Regions from separate parts of the Homo sapiens genome. Here region 2 is linked to region 1. Evidence: chromatin loops called from intact Hi-C (ENCODE). Cell type or tissue: B cell. All regions are shown on one strand.

Evidence for each region. Peaks named below come from ENCODE experiments on the same cell type or tissue, not always from the same donor. Only the 100,000 strongest peaks of a DNase experiment are listed, where the experiment ranks them.
Region 2: it touches region 1 in a loop (2.2-fold over the local background); 35 of 110 quality-filtered maps call a loop at or near these places.

The regions. Positions count from the first base shown.
Region 1 is chr19:49,203,737-49,211,736 of GRCh38, reverse strand. TRPM4 (transient receptor potential cation channel subfamily M member 4) reads right to left here. Exons shown (of 25, transcript NM_017636.4): 21 at 1,332-1,528; 22 at 895-1,027; 23 at 650-722; 24 at 468-573; 25 at 1-243. The coding sequence ends at 239. Among named protein-coding and RNA genes, the nearest start is that of TRPM4, 50 kb to the right of the region's middle. RefSeq lists an enhancer at 468-1,106. In B cell, CTCF peaks have their summits at 3,092 and 3,291 (motif pointing right); DNase peaks (open chromatin) are centred at 1,296, 1,376, 3,386 and 6,416; H3K4me3 peaks cover 366 bases; H3K27ac peaks cover 960 bases.
Region 2 is chr19:49,142,370-49,150,369 of GRCh38, reverse strand. PPFIA3 (PPFI scaffold protein A3) reads right to left here. Exons shown (of 30, transcript NM_003660.4): 21 at 7,366-7,566; 22 at 4,365-4,427; 23 at 4,178-4,204; 24 at 2,112-2,287; 25 at 1,607-1,704; 26 at 1,202-1,377; 27 at 1,045-1,113; 28 at 652-823; 29 at 219-290; 30 at 1-134. The coding sequence ends at 232. Among named protein-coding and RNA genes, the nearest start is that of HRC, 9.0 kb to the left of the region's middle. RefSeq lists an enhancer at 628-847. In B cell, CTCF peaks have their summits at 4,344 (motif pointing right) and 4,357 (motif pointing right); DNase peaks (open chromatin) are centred at 929, 4,099, 4,329 and 7,329; H3K4me3 peaks cover 2,341 bases; H3K27me3 peaks cover 6,882 bases.

The DNA.
Region 1 (8,000 bases):
TAACGGCCCGGGATCCAGGCCTTGATCCTCCCAGGCTGGGACTGGTTCTGGGAGGAGCCGGGCATGCTGTGGTTTGTAAGGATGACACTCCCAAAGGTGGTCCTGACAGTGGCCCAGATGGACATGGGGCTCACCTCAAGGACAAGGCCACCAGGTGCGGGGGCCGAGGCCCAGATGAGCCTTACTCTAGGAGCAAAATCCCCTGTGGGGGCTTCTCCTTGAAGTCCGCCAGCAGGGCTCAGTCTGGGGGAAGAGAGAAAAGAGAGAGCAGGTGATTGGCAGGGAAGGGGAGAGACAGAAAAACTGGGAGACTGGCAAAAAAGAAGAAAGACGAAGGCGAGAGTACAAAAGGCTCAAAGGAGACCAAGAGAGTGACCCAGGGACACTGGAAAGGTGCCGAGAGAGAAAAACACGCAAAAATACAGGAACAGAGGCTGGAGATGCACAGGCTGATGCTACACACTGACCTTTGGACCCAGGCAGGTCAGGGGGTGGCGGCCCACCTGGGGGCAGCAAGGCAGAGCGGCTCAGGGCCTCGGCCACCCACCCCAGGACGCGGCTACACTGCTGGACCTGCGGAATGGGAGGAATGTCAGAGCGGGAGATGGGACCCCTGCCACAGTCCCCCAGCCAGGCCCCAAGGCCTCACCTCCCGCTCCAGCACTTTCAGGCGCTGTTCGTACTCGCGGATGTGTCCCAGCTGTTTCAGTGCCAAGTCCACCCTGAGAAGGGAGGGCCTCTTACCGGGGGCACCCGCAGCCCACCCACCCCCAGGGCTCTGCCTGCTTCCCGGGCCTCCTCCCTCTCTCCCTCCCTCCCAGGACCCTGCCTTCAGCTGAAGTCAGGATCCGCCCCAGGCCAGAAGCCCCATCCCCGACCAGGCCCCGCTCTCACTTCTGGGACGTGCGCTTCAGACGCTCGGAGTCGCTCTCCCGCTTGTCCCTAGCGCGTGCCAGCAGAAAGTTCTCCTTATGCACCGATTCCCACGTTAGCAGCTTCCGCTCGGCTTCCTTAGAAAGGTAAACCCCTGCAGGGGCGGGCGGAGTCAAAGGGCTCAGGCCACGCCCCTTCCCAATCCCAGCTGCCCCTTCCGACACCCTCAGAACACGCACGCTATCCCAGACCCAGCCCCTGGTGATTCGAGAACATGCCCCGCCCCTCACCCGTAAGCACTGCCCCTCAGTGCTTAAGCTCCGCCCCTTGTTGCTTAAACCCCGCCCCTCGCTACCTAAGCCACGCCCGTTAGTCATTTGGGGCATGCCCCCTTCCCCTCGCCTTCCAGGCTCCCGGTCCCCTATATTTCTCCTTTTTAAGCCAAGCTCTGTTCTTACGGAAATGCTCGAGGGCCGGGGAGGACGGCTGGGGGCTCCGGGGTCGCCTGCACAATTGCCTGAGCAGGAGGCGCAAGTGGGAGATGACGATAAAGGGCGGGGCCAGCGCGGGCCGAGAGTGGAATTCCCGGATGAGGCGGTAACGCTGCGCCTTCCAGTAGAGATCGCTGTTGCCCTGTACTTTGCCGAATGTGTAACTGCAAAGGCCAGAGGTCAAAGGTCACTTGAGGTCAGGGCCCAGCCAGGGGCAAGGACGAAGGTTAGATGCCAGGCAATAATTGTTCAGTCTATAGCAGCAGACAGAAGTCAAGATCACTAAAGTCAGAGGTTACAGGATGCGATTAGAAGTCAGGTTAGAGCCAAGGGCGTTTGGTCACGCCTGTAGTCCCAGCACTTTGGGAGGCCGGAGTGGGCGGATCACCTCAGGTCAGGAGTTCGAGACCAGCCTGGCTAACATGGTGAAGCCCCATCTCTACTAAAAATACAAAAATTAGCCAGGCGTGGTGGTGGGCACCTGTAATCCCAGCTACTGGGGAGGCTGAGGCAGGAGAATCGCTTGAACCCAGGAGGTGGAGGTTGCAGTGAGCTGAGATCGTGCCACTGCACTCCAGCCTGGGAGACAGAGTAAGACTCCATCTCAAAAAAAAAAAAAAAAAAAAAAAGTCAGTTTAGAAGGGCCAAGGGTCAGATGTCAGAGGTCAAGTTGGGATGGTATCACGGTATAAGGTGGAGGTTGAAGTCAGGTTAAAGTTGGGCTCCAAAGTTAGCCTGGACACAAATAACTAACATCAGAAATGAAAATGGAGACATTACTACTGACCTTACCGAAATAAAAAGGATTGTATGAGAATACTATCAACAATTATATGTCAACAAACTAGATAAATGAAATGGACAAATTCCTAGGAACACACAAATTAGCTAAGCTGACTCAAGAAAAAACAGAAAATCTCAGTAGAATTATCATAAGAGATTGAATCAAAAACGTTTCAATAAAGAAAAGCCCAAAACCAGATGGCTGTGCTGGTGAATTCTATCAAATATTTAAAGAAGAATTATAATAACAAGGATGTTTCTCAAATTCGTCCAAAAGATTGAAAAGGAGAGAACATTTCCTAACTCATTCTATGAGGCCAGCATTACCGTAATACCAAAGCCAGATAAAGATATCACAAGAAAATTACAGAGCAGTAGCCCTTATGAATATACATGTAAACATCCTGAAAAAATACAAGCAAATCTAATTCAGCAGCACATTAAGTGGATTTTATACCATAACGAAATGGGATTTATCCTAGGAAAGTAAGGGTAGTTAAACATACAAAAATTAATGCAAACACCAAATTAATAGAACAAGGTGTGGGGGAAGCCATATGATCTTCTCAACCAACACAGAAAAGGCATTTGACAAAATTCAACAACACTTCACGATTTTTTTTTTTTTTTTTTGATGGAGTCTTGCTCTGTCCCACAGGCTGGAGTGCAGTGGCACAATCTCGGCTCACTGCAAGCTCCGCCTCCTGGGTTCATGCCATTCTCTTGCCTCAGCCTCCTGAGTAGCTGGGACTACAGGCACCCACCACCACGCTCAGCTAACTTTTTGTATTTTTAGTAAAGATGGGGTTTCACCATGTGTGGGCGGCAAGCCACCCAGGTGCCAAGGCAAGAGACCGAGGGCACAAGCTGTTCCAGTGTAATAAAACATATAAAATAACAAGAGTTATACTAGATATAGATCATAGATATGATTATATATGAATATCAATCATTAGTTTGTAGCAATTACTCTTTATTTCAATATTATAATAATCCTTGCTTTACAATCATAACCTAGGAAAAACCAAGCCATACAGAGATAGGAGCTGAAGGGGCATGATGAGAAGTGACCAGAAGACAGAGTGTGAGCCTTCTGTTATTCCTGGACAGGGCCACCAGAGGGCTCCTTGGTCTAGCGGTAACGCCAGCATCTGGGAAGATTCCCGTTACCAAGCGGACCGTGGTCTAGAGGTAGCGTCAGTGCCAAGGAAAAGCACCCACTACTTAGCAGACCGGGAAAGGGAGTCTCCCTTTCCCCGGGGGAGTTTAGAGAAGACTGCTCCACCACCTCTTGTGGAGGGCCTGACTGATGTCAGGCCCGCCCGCAGTTATCCAGGGGCCTAACCGTCTCCCTGTGATGCTGTGCTTCAGCGGTCACACTCCTGTTTCACTTTCATGTTCCACTCTGTACAGCTGGCTCTGCCCTCTAGATAGCAGTAGCAAAATTAGTGAAAGTATTAAAGTATTAAAGTCTTTGATCTTTCTTAAAAGAGCATAGAAGAAATAATGATGTAAGCTGTCCTCTCTCTCTCCGCCTTGGCTACCTAACAGGGAAGGGCCCCTGTCCAGTGGACATGTGACTCACGTGACCTTATCAATCATTGGAGATGACTCACACTCTTTACCCTGCCCCTTTTGCTTTGTATCCAATAAATAACAGCGCAGCCAGGCATTAGGGGCCACTGTCGGTCTCCACGTCTTGGTGGTAGTGGTCCCCCAGGCCCAGCTGTCTTTTCTTTGATCTCTTTGTCTTGTGTCTTCATTTCTACAATCTCTTGTCTCTGCACACGGGGAGAAAAACCCACAGACCTTGTAGGGCTGGCCCCTACAACCGTGTTAGCCAGGATGGTCTCGATCTCCTGACCTCATGATCTGCCCACCTCGGCCTCCCAAAGTGCTGGGATTGCAGGCTTGAGCCACCATGCATGGCTTTTTTTTTTTTTTTTTTTTTTTGAGACAAGGTTTCACTCTGTTGGTGGCACAATCATGATGGTGGTGAAATCATGGCTCACTGAAGCCACAGCCTTGACCTCCTGGGCTCAAGCCTTCCTCCCACCTCAGCCTCTTGAGTAGCTGGGACTACAGGCATGCACCACCACGCCTGGCAAATTTTTTATTTTTTTATTGAGATAAGGTCTCACTATGTTGCCCAGGTCGGTCTTGAACTCCTGGCCTCAAGTGATCCTCCCACTTTGGCTCCCTAAAGTATTGTGATTGCAGGCACAAGCCACCATGCATCATAATTTTTAAAAATCGTAAACTAGGAATAGAAATAAACTTTCTCAACATGAGAAAAGGTACTTCTGAAAAACCCACAGCTACCGTCATACCCAATGGTGAAAGAGTGAAAGCTTTCTGCCTAAGATCAGGGACAAGACAAGGATGTCCACTTTTACCACTGCTATTCCACATTGTGCTGGAAGTTCTGGCTAGAACAATTAAACAAGAAAAAAAATAAAAGGCATCCAAATTGGAAAGGAAGAAGTAAAAATATCTCTATTCACAGATGACATGATCCTATATATAGGAAATGCCAGAGAATCACAAGAAAGCTTCTAGGGCTGCAGATTCAGCAAAGTTGCAGGGTACAAGATCACACAAAAATCAGTTGTGTTTCTACACACCCGCAATGAACAATCCAAAAAGGAAATTAAGAAAGCAATTCCACTTACAACAGTATCTAAAGGTTAAGCACCTAGGAATAAAGTTAACCAAAAGGGTGAACAATTTGTAGCCTGAAAACTACCAAATACTGCTGGAAAAGCATTAAAAAGAACACCTAGATGAAATATCAATACTACCCGAAGCAATCTACAGATTCAACGCAATCCCTCGGAAAATTCCAACAACTGGCCGGGCGCGGTGGCTCACACCTGTAATCCCAGAACTTTGGGAGGCCAAGGCGGGTGGATCACCTGAGGTCGGGAGTTCGAGACCAGCCTGACCAACATGGAGAAACCCTGTCTCTACTAAAAATACAAAATTAGCCGGGCGTGGTGGCACATGCCTATAAGCCCAGCTACTCAGGAGGCTGAGGCAGGAGAATCGCTTGAGCCCGGGAGGCAGAGGTTGTGGTGAGCTGAGATCGCGCCATTGCACTCCAGCCTGGGCAACAAGAGTGAAACTCTGTCTCAAAAAAAAGAAAAAAAAAAAAGGAAAAAAAAAGAAAATTCCAACAACCTTTTTGACAGACATGGAAACTCTGATCTTTAAGTTCATATAGAATTGCAGGAGGCCCAGAATAGCCAAAACAATCTTGAAAAATAACAAAGGAGACTCATACTTCCAATGTCAAAATTTGCTACAAACCTACAGTAATCAACACTGTGTGGGCTAGACATGGTGGCTCACGCCTGTAATCCCAGCACCTTGGAAAGCCGAGGCAGATCACCTGAGGTCAGGAGTTCAAGACTAGCCTGGCCAACATGGTGAAACCCTGTCTCTACCAAAAATACAAAAAAATTAGCCGGGCGTGGTGGCAGGTGCCTGTAATCCCAGCTACTCAGGAGGCTGAGTTAGGAGAATCGTTTGAATCCAGGATGCGGATGTTGCAGTGAGCAGAGATCGTGCCACTGCAATCCCGCCTGGGTGACAAGAGCGAGACTCCGTCTCAAAAAAAACCCAAAAAACTGTGTGGTTCTGGCATAAGGATAGACGCAATCCAGTGGAATAGAATTGAAAGTCCAGAAATAAACTCATAAATCTATGAGTGTCATGCATTGAATTGTATCCCGCTAAAGATATGTTGAAGTCCGGCCGGGTCCAGTGGCTCACGGCTGTAATCCCAGCACTTTGGGAGGCCGAGGCAGGTGCATCACCTGAGGTCAGGAGTTTGAGATCGGCCTGGGCAACATGGTGAAACCCCGTCCCTACTAAAAATACAAAAATTAGCTGTGTATAGTGGCAGGCACCTGTAATCCCAGCTACTCGGGAGGCTGAGGCAGGAGAATCCCTTGAACCCAGGAGGTGGAGGTTGCAGTGAGCCGAGATCACGCCATTGCACTCCAACCTGGGTGACAGAGCAAGACTCTGTCTCCAAAAAAAAAAAAAAAAAAAAAAAAAAGTTGAAGTCATAACCCATAGTGCCTCAGAATGAGACCTTTTTAAATTTTTTATTTATGAAATATGTGGCTTTATTCGGAAATAGAGTTTACACATGTGATCAAGTTAAAATGAAGTTATTAGCATGGTCCCTAATCCAATTTAAGTAACGTTTTATTAAAAGGGGAAATCTGGAAGATGAAAGCAGAAGTTTCAATGACGCAACTAGAAGCCAAAGATGGCCAGCAAAGCACTAGACGTGACAGGAGGGGCATGGAACAGACTCTCCCCGACATCCCTCAGAAGAAAACAGCTTGACGGATGCCTTGATTTTGGACCTCTAGCATCCAGAATTGTGAGACAATTTCTGTGATTTAAAGCCACACAGTTTTTGGTACTCTGGCGGCCCTAGGAAACTAATACAATAGGTCCAGCACAGGGGCTTGTGCCTATAATCCCAGCACTTTGGAAGGCCAAGGCAAGAGGACTGCTTGAGCCCAGGGGTTCAAGATCAGCCTGGGCAATATAGTAAGACCCCATCTCTGAAAAAAAAAAAAAAAAAAAAACAACCAAAGCCAATGAAATTTTATATTTTCTCAGCAAAAATCATGCCAACAAGAAAGGAAGCAAACAGAGAGACCTAACATAGGATTAAAAAGGAGTTTCATTAAAAAAAAAAAAAATAGCCGCTGGGCACGGTGGCTCACGCCTGTAATCCCAGCACTTTGGGATCCAGCCGAGATGGGTGGATCACAAGGTCAGGAGATCGAGACCATCCTGGATAACATGGTGAAACCCCGTTTCTACTAAAAATAAATAAATAAAATAAAAGTAAAAAAAAAATTAAAAAAACAAGCCAGGTATGGTGGCACGTAACTGTAGTCCCAGCTACTTGGGAGGCTGAGGTGGGAGGATCACTTGAGCCCAGGAGGTTGAGGCTGCAGGTGTGAAGTGGTATCTCATTTCTGGTGTTTTGGTAGAGACAGCAGCCTCGCTATGTTGCCCAGGCTGGTCTCGAACTCTTGTGCTCAAGCAATCCTCCCACCTCAGCCCCCCAAAGTGCTGGGATTACAGGCATGAGCCACTACACCCAGCTGGATGACTATAATTTTTACAAAAGGAAAATAACAAGTGTTGGCTAGGATGTGGAGAAATTAAAACCCTCATACACTGCTGGTGAGAATGGAAAATGGTGCAGCTGCTGTGGAAACCAGTTTGGTGGTTTCTCAAAAAGCTATACATAGAATTACCACATGACCGAGGAATTCCACTTTGAGATACACACCCAAAGGAAATAAAAACAAGGATTCAAATAGATACTTGCATGCCAATGTTCCAACAAACATTAGTCACAATAGCCAAAAGGCAGAAAGAACCCAAGTGTTCATCAACAGATGAGCGGGTAAATCAAATGTGGTCTTCTTTTTTTGAGATGGAGTCTCGCTCTGTTGCCCAGGCTGGAGTGCAGTGGCACGATCTTGGCTCACTGTAGCCTCCGCCTCCTGGGTTCAAGCGACTCTCGTGCCTGAGCCTCCCAAGTAGCTGGAATTACAGACATGAGCCCAGCTAATTTTTGTATTTTTAGTAAAAAGGGGGTCCTGCCACGTTGGCCAGGCTGGTCTCGAACTCCTGACCTCAGGTGATCCACCCGCCTAGGCCTCCCAAAGTGCTGGGATTACAGGCATGAGCCACCACGCTGGGCCCAAATGTGGTCTATTTGTACAATAGAATATTACTCATTCATAAAACGGAATGAATGAAGTTCTGATGCACACTACAACAGGGATGAGCCTTGAAAACATGCTCAGTAAA
Region 2 (8,000 bases), 61 kb after region 1:
CTCCCGCTGGTCTGTACAGATGGTCCAGTCCTCGGCGCGAGCTCCCCCGCCCGCTCTCCCCGGCGAGGCCACAGTCCGGGCAGGAGAGGGAACAGCCCAGCCTCGGGAAGATTCTTCCGTCCGAGTGAGGTCACCTGCATGACGCCGGGCAGCGCGTGGAGCAGTGAAGATCCACCGTGCCGCCCCGCACCCCCAAGGTCGCCCAGCACGGTCCTCACCTGGAGGCCTGCACTAGCAGGAATAGGTCCGGACCGAAACGCCGTCTGCCCGGGAACTCCCAGAAGTCTGGCCTGGAGGGAGAGCGAGCAGCGGTTCAGCCTGGAGCACCCTCCTCCCTGTTCCTCTCCAGGATTCCTCCCTTTGGACTTCCCTTCCCGATGTCACAACGATCGCCGGGCTCCACATGGGTTTCCCTCCCTTCCCCGCAGCCAAGGACTCAAACTCGCATTGGGCGAGTTCACTCCCGCCCTGGGAAGGGGGAGTGGGATTTATCCATTTCATCCTGACGGGGGAGTCCGGAACGTTGGAGCAGTCCATTCCTCAGGGGTGGGCGAGAAAGGACTAGGCCATTCCAGAACCCGGACTACTGAGGTGGTCCATGCCCCACCCTAGGGAAGCGAGGAAGGGCTGTCGCATTTGGGAGCCCCCCACCTTCTGGCTGCAGCTTGCGGAGAGGGAGCCCCGGAGAGCCCAGGGCTCCCGCTGCAGCCGAACGAAAGTTGGGGGGCAACATCTCAGCTGAGTCGGGAGTTACGCCTCGGAGGTCCTTCTCCCGGAACATCTTCCGCCAGGATGGGGAGCGGCTGAAAGACTTGGCGCTGTCCTAGGTATAGGAGCCGGACAGCCGGTGAGGGACTCCTGCCTTGTCTGACTCCGCCCCTTCCTTTGACTCCACCCCTCTCCGGGTCTCACCTCTCCTTTAACCCCGCCCCTCTCCTGGCCCCGCCTCCAACCGTGACCATTAATAGTCAGGCCCCGCCCCCTCAGCTCAGCCTCTCGAGGAGCCGCTGGGAGCAGAGCCCTCTGAGCTGTTGCCGCGCCCACCTCGTCCAGCCGCCTGTCTGTGCCTAAGGAGATAAGGTTGCTGAATTCCTTCTCCAGAAGCTGCCGGGCCTGGAAAGAGGAGGTGGAGGGGGCGGTTGGAGCGTGCAGTCTGCGAGGTGGGGACGCCCAGCATGCTCCGGGCCCAGCGGCAGCTCACCTGTGCATTCTGCGTGGGGATCTGCAGGAGCAAGGCCAGGTCGGAGTAGTCGAAGGTCTCGTCCAGGGCGAGCAGTGCCCCGTGTACCCCGCTCTCCGTGAGGTTCGTGGCAAATTCCTTCAGGCCCAGCCCGGACACCCAACCCATGACCCGCTCATTGGACCACACCATCACGTCTGGGGACGGAAGGGACCCTCAGCCGTGCCCCTCCCGTGGCCTGGAGAGTTCAGTTTAGCCCATACCTCCACCTCCATTTGGTCTCTTCGGGCCACGCCCCCCACGCTGGCTCCACCCCCACGGTTATGGTGCCAATTTGCTTCTCCGGTCTCCCCCTACCCCCTCTCCTCCCCATCCAGCTCCACGCCCTCCACCTGGCTCCCAAAGGGACCCTTAGGCTCTACTCACCTCGGATCTGGGTCTGACTTTCTTCCCGCCTCCGCTCCAGGTCCTTCCGGTCATAGTTGAGCCGTTTCAGGCACATAATCCCATAATGTAGACTCACCCTGAGCAGCAGGGGAAGTGGAGTCACGGATGAGCTTTCCAGTCCCCTAGACTGCTGCTCCTACGGGTCCCTCCCCACTGGCTGCGCTCTTCTTGGAAAGGGTGGGGAGCTGATAAGTTCTATTGACTGTTGACCCCCTCAGGAGGTGAGGCATTTTCAATAATAGGCACTTCCTACTGGCCAGCCTGGAAGGGGTCCAGGGTTAACTAGCCAAGCCATTTCAGGATCTGAACTTTTCCTGTGGACCATCTCATTGGTGAAAGGAGCACAGAGTCAGGATTTCCTGAGAACTCAGGCTAAAAGGGCCAAGATAAGCCTGGGAATCTCCCATGGCCAATCCTATTGGCCAAAGACTCTCTGGGGTGGGGCTTCCCTTTGGACTGTCCCCACTGGCCAGGCAGCCCCCACCTGTGAAAGCTGTCCACCATCTTGAGTTGGCCCCGGAGCTCCTTCTTGTTAAGGTGATCTAACATTCGAGCGTCCACCAGCGACTCCATGAAGTAGCTGCGGTATTGGGGCAGCCCCAGGCTGGGCAGCCAGTCGTTCCCCACCCACTCGTGGTTCATGTCGCCATATGCCAGGATCTGGGGCCATGGGCAGGTGAGGGAAGAGTCAGGCCCTCTGGCCCCTTCCCACTGTGCATGAGAGGGGTACAGTCCAACCTCCCAATCCAAGGTTTTTTCCCACCCCATGGTAGGACAATGACCAATCTCTGCTCAGGATAATGGACCAATCCAGAGTTGTCTCCTAGCCCTTCATGACAGCATATACTCTTGGCTACTCAAACAGTTGTCCTGAGACCTAGAGCGTCACCATCACCTGTGGACTTGCTGGAATTGCAGAATCTCAGACCTTACTCCAGACCTACTGAAGTCGGTATCGGCATTTTCACAAGACCCTCAGGTGATTCGAAATATACATTATATTTATTTTTAAATTTCTTTCTTTCTCTCTTTCTCTCTCTCTCTCTCTCTCTCTCTTTCTGAAAGAGTCTGCTATGTCACCCAGGCTGGAGCGCGGTGGCACGATCTCGTCTCACTGCAACCTCCCCATCCCAGGTTCAAGCAATTCTCTTGCCTCAGCCTTCGAGTAGCTGGGATTACAGGTACGAGCCACCACGCCCGGCTAATTTTTGTATTTTTTAGTAGAGACGGCGTTTCACCATGTTGGCCAGGCTGGTCTCAAACTCCTGACCTCAAGGGATCCGCCCACCTCAGCCTCCCAACGTGCTGGGATTACAGGCATGAGCCACCGCGCCTGGCTGTATTTGTTTATTTTTTAGAGACAGGGTCTTACTATGTTGCCCAGGTTGACCTCAGCTTCGTGGGCTCAAGCGGTCCTCCTGCCTCAGTCTTCCAAGTAGCTGAGACTACAGGTGTGTGCCACCCCACTACACATTAAATTTGGGGAAGCACTGCTTTAACTCTGTCTCACTGCAGTCCAACGTCACTAAACCCCCAAGTCAGGACAATGGACTCTTTCAAGGCAGCTCTCCCACTAAGAAAGGGCCATCACTCTTGCAATGTCCTGAAAATACTTGTCTAATGTTATATCTGGCCCAGGACAATATTCCAGATGAGTCCCAAGTCCCTCACTCCTTTCAGCATCAGCACAAAATCCACGCCTCCCCCTGGCTGGAAATATGTGATCTATGACCACAGTCAAACATAATTCCTCCGTGGACAGTGAGTTCATGCCTCTTGGGTTTTTTTGTTAGTTTATTTGTTTGGTTTTTATGAGATGGAATCTGGCTCTATCACCCAGGCTGGAGTACAATGGTGCAATCTCGGCTCAGTGCAACCTCTACCTCCTGGGTTCAAGCGATTCTCCTGCCTCAGCCTCCCAAGTAGCTGGGATTACATACGCTAGCCACTGCACCCGGCTAATTTTTGTATTTTTAGTAGACACAGGGTTTCACCATGTTGGCCAGACTGGTCTCAAACTCCTGACCTCAGGTGATCTGCCCACCTCAGCCTCCTAAAGTGCTGGAATTACAGGCGTGAGCCACTGCGCCCGGCCGCCTCTTGTTTCTTGAGAACAAAGTGTAGCTCCTCCTCCCCAACTTCTCATTCAGCCTGGCTGCCTCACCACCACCACAGCCAGTGTGTCCTCCTTGGCCCTGGTACACTGAGCAGTCCACTGTAGCCCCCGCCCCCTCCACTATAGGGACACCGGCTGCTCAGTCTCTCCTGAGCTACAGAATTGAAGCCCCTTAGAGCCCCCACAACCCACGATGATGAAATGGTCCATGCATAAGGCTGACTATGCAACAGTCTGGGCTTCCACATCGCATCCCCTCTACCCTCCCCACCGCCAAGCCATAATGGAACAGTCCAGAGCCAAGCTTGGCGCAGCGCCCCCCCATGGGGATGATGGCATGTTCTGGTGAAGGCAGGGGCAGGGCTCGGAGGAGGGGCATCCATGCGTCGTGCACAGCCTGTTCATGCGCTCACGCCCCGCCCCGCGCCCCCTACCTGCTCCCAGCTGATCTCCTTGGTCTCCTGACCCGTTAGTAGGAAGAGGGGAGAGAAGGGGTGAGTTAAGGGGCAGGCAGAGGAGGACGCAAGGAGCGGACTTAGGGATGGCCACAGACTCGGTCCCCGCCCCCACCCCCAAAGAAGGTTAGTGCCACCCCCAAGGCGGCCGGCAGGGGGCACTCACGGGCTTGGTCGTGGCCGTAAGGGACTCCATCTCCTCGTGTGTCATCCACACGTTTCCTGTGGACTGAGGGGCAGGGAGTGTTAATGGATGGTGGGAGAGGGCTTCGCGTGGGGGAGAGGAAGGAGGGTGTCCTCCTGAAGGCCCTGGGCCACACGTTTATGTCCCTCCTGCTTTCTGGGGCAAGCAGTAACAGAGAAAAGGAATGATTCTTATTATAGGGCACCTGCCATGTACCAGGCAATGTGACTTTGGAGTTGAACAAATTCAGGTTGGAATTGGGACCCTGCCATGCATTTTGCTGTGTGGCCCTGTGCAAATGACGTCACCTCGCTGACCTCACACAGAGGTACAGAATGAGGATTCAGAAGTGGGGGACAGACACAGCCATGGTGCAAATGTTTAGGGAGTATGGCGGGGGGGGTTCACATTTATTGAGCTTCTGCTCCCAACAACCTCACGAGTTAGGAATCCATACAAGGATAAAAACATTTATGTACTTCTGGTGAGTGTCAGGCACCAGTCACCGTCATAGGGTGTGGGATATGGCAAGGGACACGACAGACACTTTTCGTCCTAGTGGGGGAGAAACAATGAACATATTTTAAGTATGTTGGGGAAATTTGAATACAGAGTGAATAGTAAATGAAATTAACAACTGTGGCCAGGCGTGGTGGCTCACACCTGTAGTGCCAGCACTTTGGGAGGCTGAGGCGGGCACATCACTTTTGGAGATTGAAGACTAGCCTGGCCAACCTGGAGAAACCCCATCTCTACTAAAAATACAAAAATTAGGCTGAGAGTGGTCTAGCACTTCGGGAGGCAGAGGCGGGTGGATCACCTGAGGTCAGGAGTTCAAGACCAGCCTGGCCAACGTTGGTGAAACCCTATCTCTACTAAAAATACAAAAATTAGCTGGGCATGGTGGCGTGTGCCTTTAATCCCAGCTACTCAGGAGGCTGAGGCAGGAGAATCACTTGAACCAGGGAGACGGAGGTTGCAGTGAGCCAAGATCGCACCACTGCACTCCAGCCTGGGCGACAGAGTGAAACTCCATCTCAAAAAAAAAAAAAAAAGAAAGAAAAGAAAAGAAAAAGAAATTAACAACAATGTGAATGCCCTTAGGTGTGATAAAGGATGTGGTGTTTACAAGGAAGAAAAAGACCCACTAAAGTAATTTTGGGGGCTAAGATGTTATGACTTTCTCCAATTACATTCAAGTACAGGTCTCTGAGCATCCCCAACCTGAAAATCCAAAATCCAAAATGCTCCAAAATTCTAAACTTTTTTTTTTTTGGATGCACTCTTTCTCTGTCACCCAGGCTGCAGTACAGTGGGACAATCACAGCTCACTGCAGCCTCGACCTCCTGGGCTCAAAGGATCCTCCCACCTCAGCCTCCTGAGTAGCTAGGACTACAGGTATACGCCACCACACCCGACTAATTTTTGTATTTTTAGTAGAGATGGGGTTTTGCCATGTTGCCCAGGCTGGTCTCGAACTCCCGGGTTCAAGAGATCGGCCATCCAAAGCCTCCCAAAATGCTGGAATTACAGGTGTGAGCCACAGTGCTTGGCCCTAAACTTACGTGCTGACACGAAGCCACAAGAGGAAAATCCCCCACCTGACCTCATGTGACAAGTCACAAACAAAATGCAGTCAAAACTTTGTTTCATGCACAAAGCTATTTAAAATATTGTAGGCCGGGCACGGTGGCTCACGCCTGTAATCCCAGCACTTTGGGAGGCTGAGGCAGGTGGATCACGAGGTCAGGAGTTCAAGACCAGCCTGGCCAAGATGGTGAAACCCCATCTCTACTAAGAATACAAAAATTAGCAGGGCGTGGTGGTGGGCGCCTATAATCCCAGCTACTCGGAAGGTTGAGGCAGAGGATTGGAATTGCTTGCACCCAGGAGGCAGAGGTTGCAGTGAGTCGAGGTCGCACCATTGCACTCCAGCCTTGGCGACAAAGCAAGACTCCCATCTCGAAAAAATAAAATAAAAATAAAAAATAAAATATTGTATAAAATTCTTTTTAGGCATGTGTATGAGATGCATATGAAACATAAATGAATTTCATGTTTAGGCTTGGCTCCCATCCCCAAGATATTTCATTTATATGCAAATATTCAAAAAAAACTTTTTAAAATCAGAAATTCTAAACACTTCTGGTCCCACGTATTTCAAGTAAGGGACACTCAACCTGTACTCCCCACTCCCCGCCTCCACCCCACACACACAACAGAGCAAGTACAGCAAAAGTTTGAGAATCGCTGAACTGGGTACACATGATTTTCTGTATGTTTGAAATGTCTCGTAATCAAAAGTTGGAACGAGGGCCAGGCGTAGGGGCTCACGCCTGTAATCTCAACACTTTGGGAGGCCGAGGCGGGCGGATCACCTGAGGTCGGGAGTTCAAGACCAGTCTGGCCAACGTGTCAAAACCCTGTCTCTACTAAAAATACAAAAATTAACTGGGCGTGGTGGCGGGCGCCTGTAATCCCAGCTACTCAGGAGGCTGAGACAGGAGAATGGCTTGAACCCGGGAGGCAGGGGTTGCAGTGAGCGGAGATAGCGCCATTGCACTCCAGCCTGGACAACAAGAGCGAAACTCTGTCTCCAAAAAAAAAGGAAAGAAAAGATAAAATAATTAGAAGGCAATAAATGCTATGGGGAAAATTAGAAGGTGCTGATATGCCGGAATGATGGGGAAACTCGTTTAGCTGACAAAGAAAGCTTCTTAGAGGTGGTGACATTTGAGTGGGACAGCAAATGCCGAGGAGAGGGAGAGAGTCAGGGAAGGAGGTGGCCTGGGCCCCTCCTGGAGTACCACAGGGACGGACCACAGGCCAAGTTAGGAGTGGAGGGGAGGCTGAGGGGGGTAAAAGCCAATGAGAAGCAGGGTCGTGGGACAGGGGAGTGAGCAGGCCCAGGATTGGCTAGACTGAGGGCAAGAGGCGGGGCTCTGAGGAAGCGAAGGCTGGAATTGGCCGCCGGACACTCACAGTGCGGGAGGAGGCGGGGGCTGAGGGCGAGGTGAGCGAGACCATCTCCTGGATGGCGAGGCGTAGCTTGAGTCGGTGCAGCGGGTTGCTGATGCCGATCTCGCGCTGGATCTCCGTGTCTGACAGGTTGGCCATGATGGCACCGCTCTTGACATTGGCCCGGCAGGCGGCCACATACCAGGCAGGCATGCCCACCCACAGCTGCAGCGGAGGGACAGAGGGACAGAGGGGACAGAGGGACAGAGGAGGAGAAAATCGGAGAGATGGGGGAACAGGGAGGTGGGGAAAGGCAAGGGGGTGGGGAGCGAAACAGAGACGTGGGAAAGTTCGCAAGGAGAAGAAACAGGACAAGGAAAAGAGACGTGGACGAGATGAGGGAGAGTCCGAGGGAGACAAATAGGGAGAGAAACGGGGGGCGGGGGGCGGGTGGGGGAAGAGGGAGAGGGAGAGAGAAAGAGAGAGAGAGAGAAAGAAATAGAGAGAGAGAAATAGAGGGTGGGGAGAGACAGGAAGCCGGAGACAGGGAGACATCGGCAGGGCGATCGGAGACATGAGGAGAAATATGGGGAATGACAAAAGCGTGGTCAGAGATGGGAATGGTGCCGAAAAATAGAGACAGAGAATCCAGAAAGAGA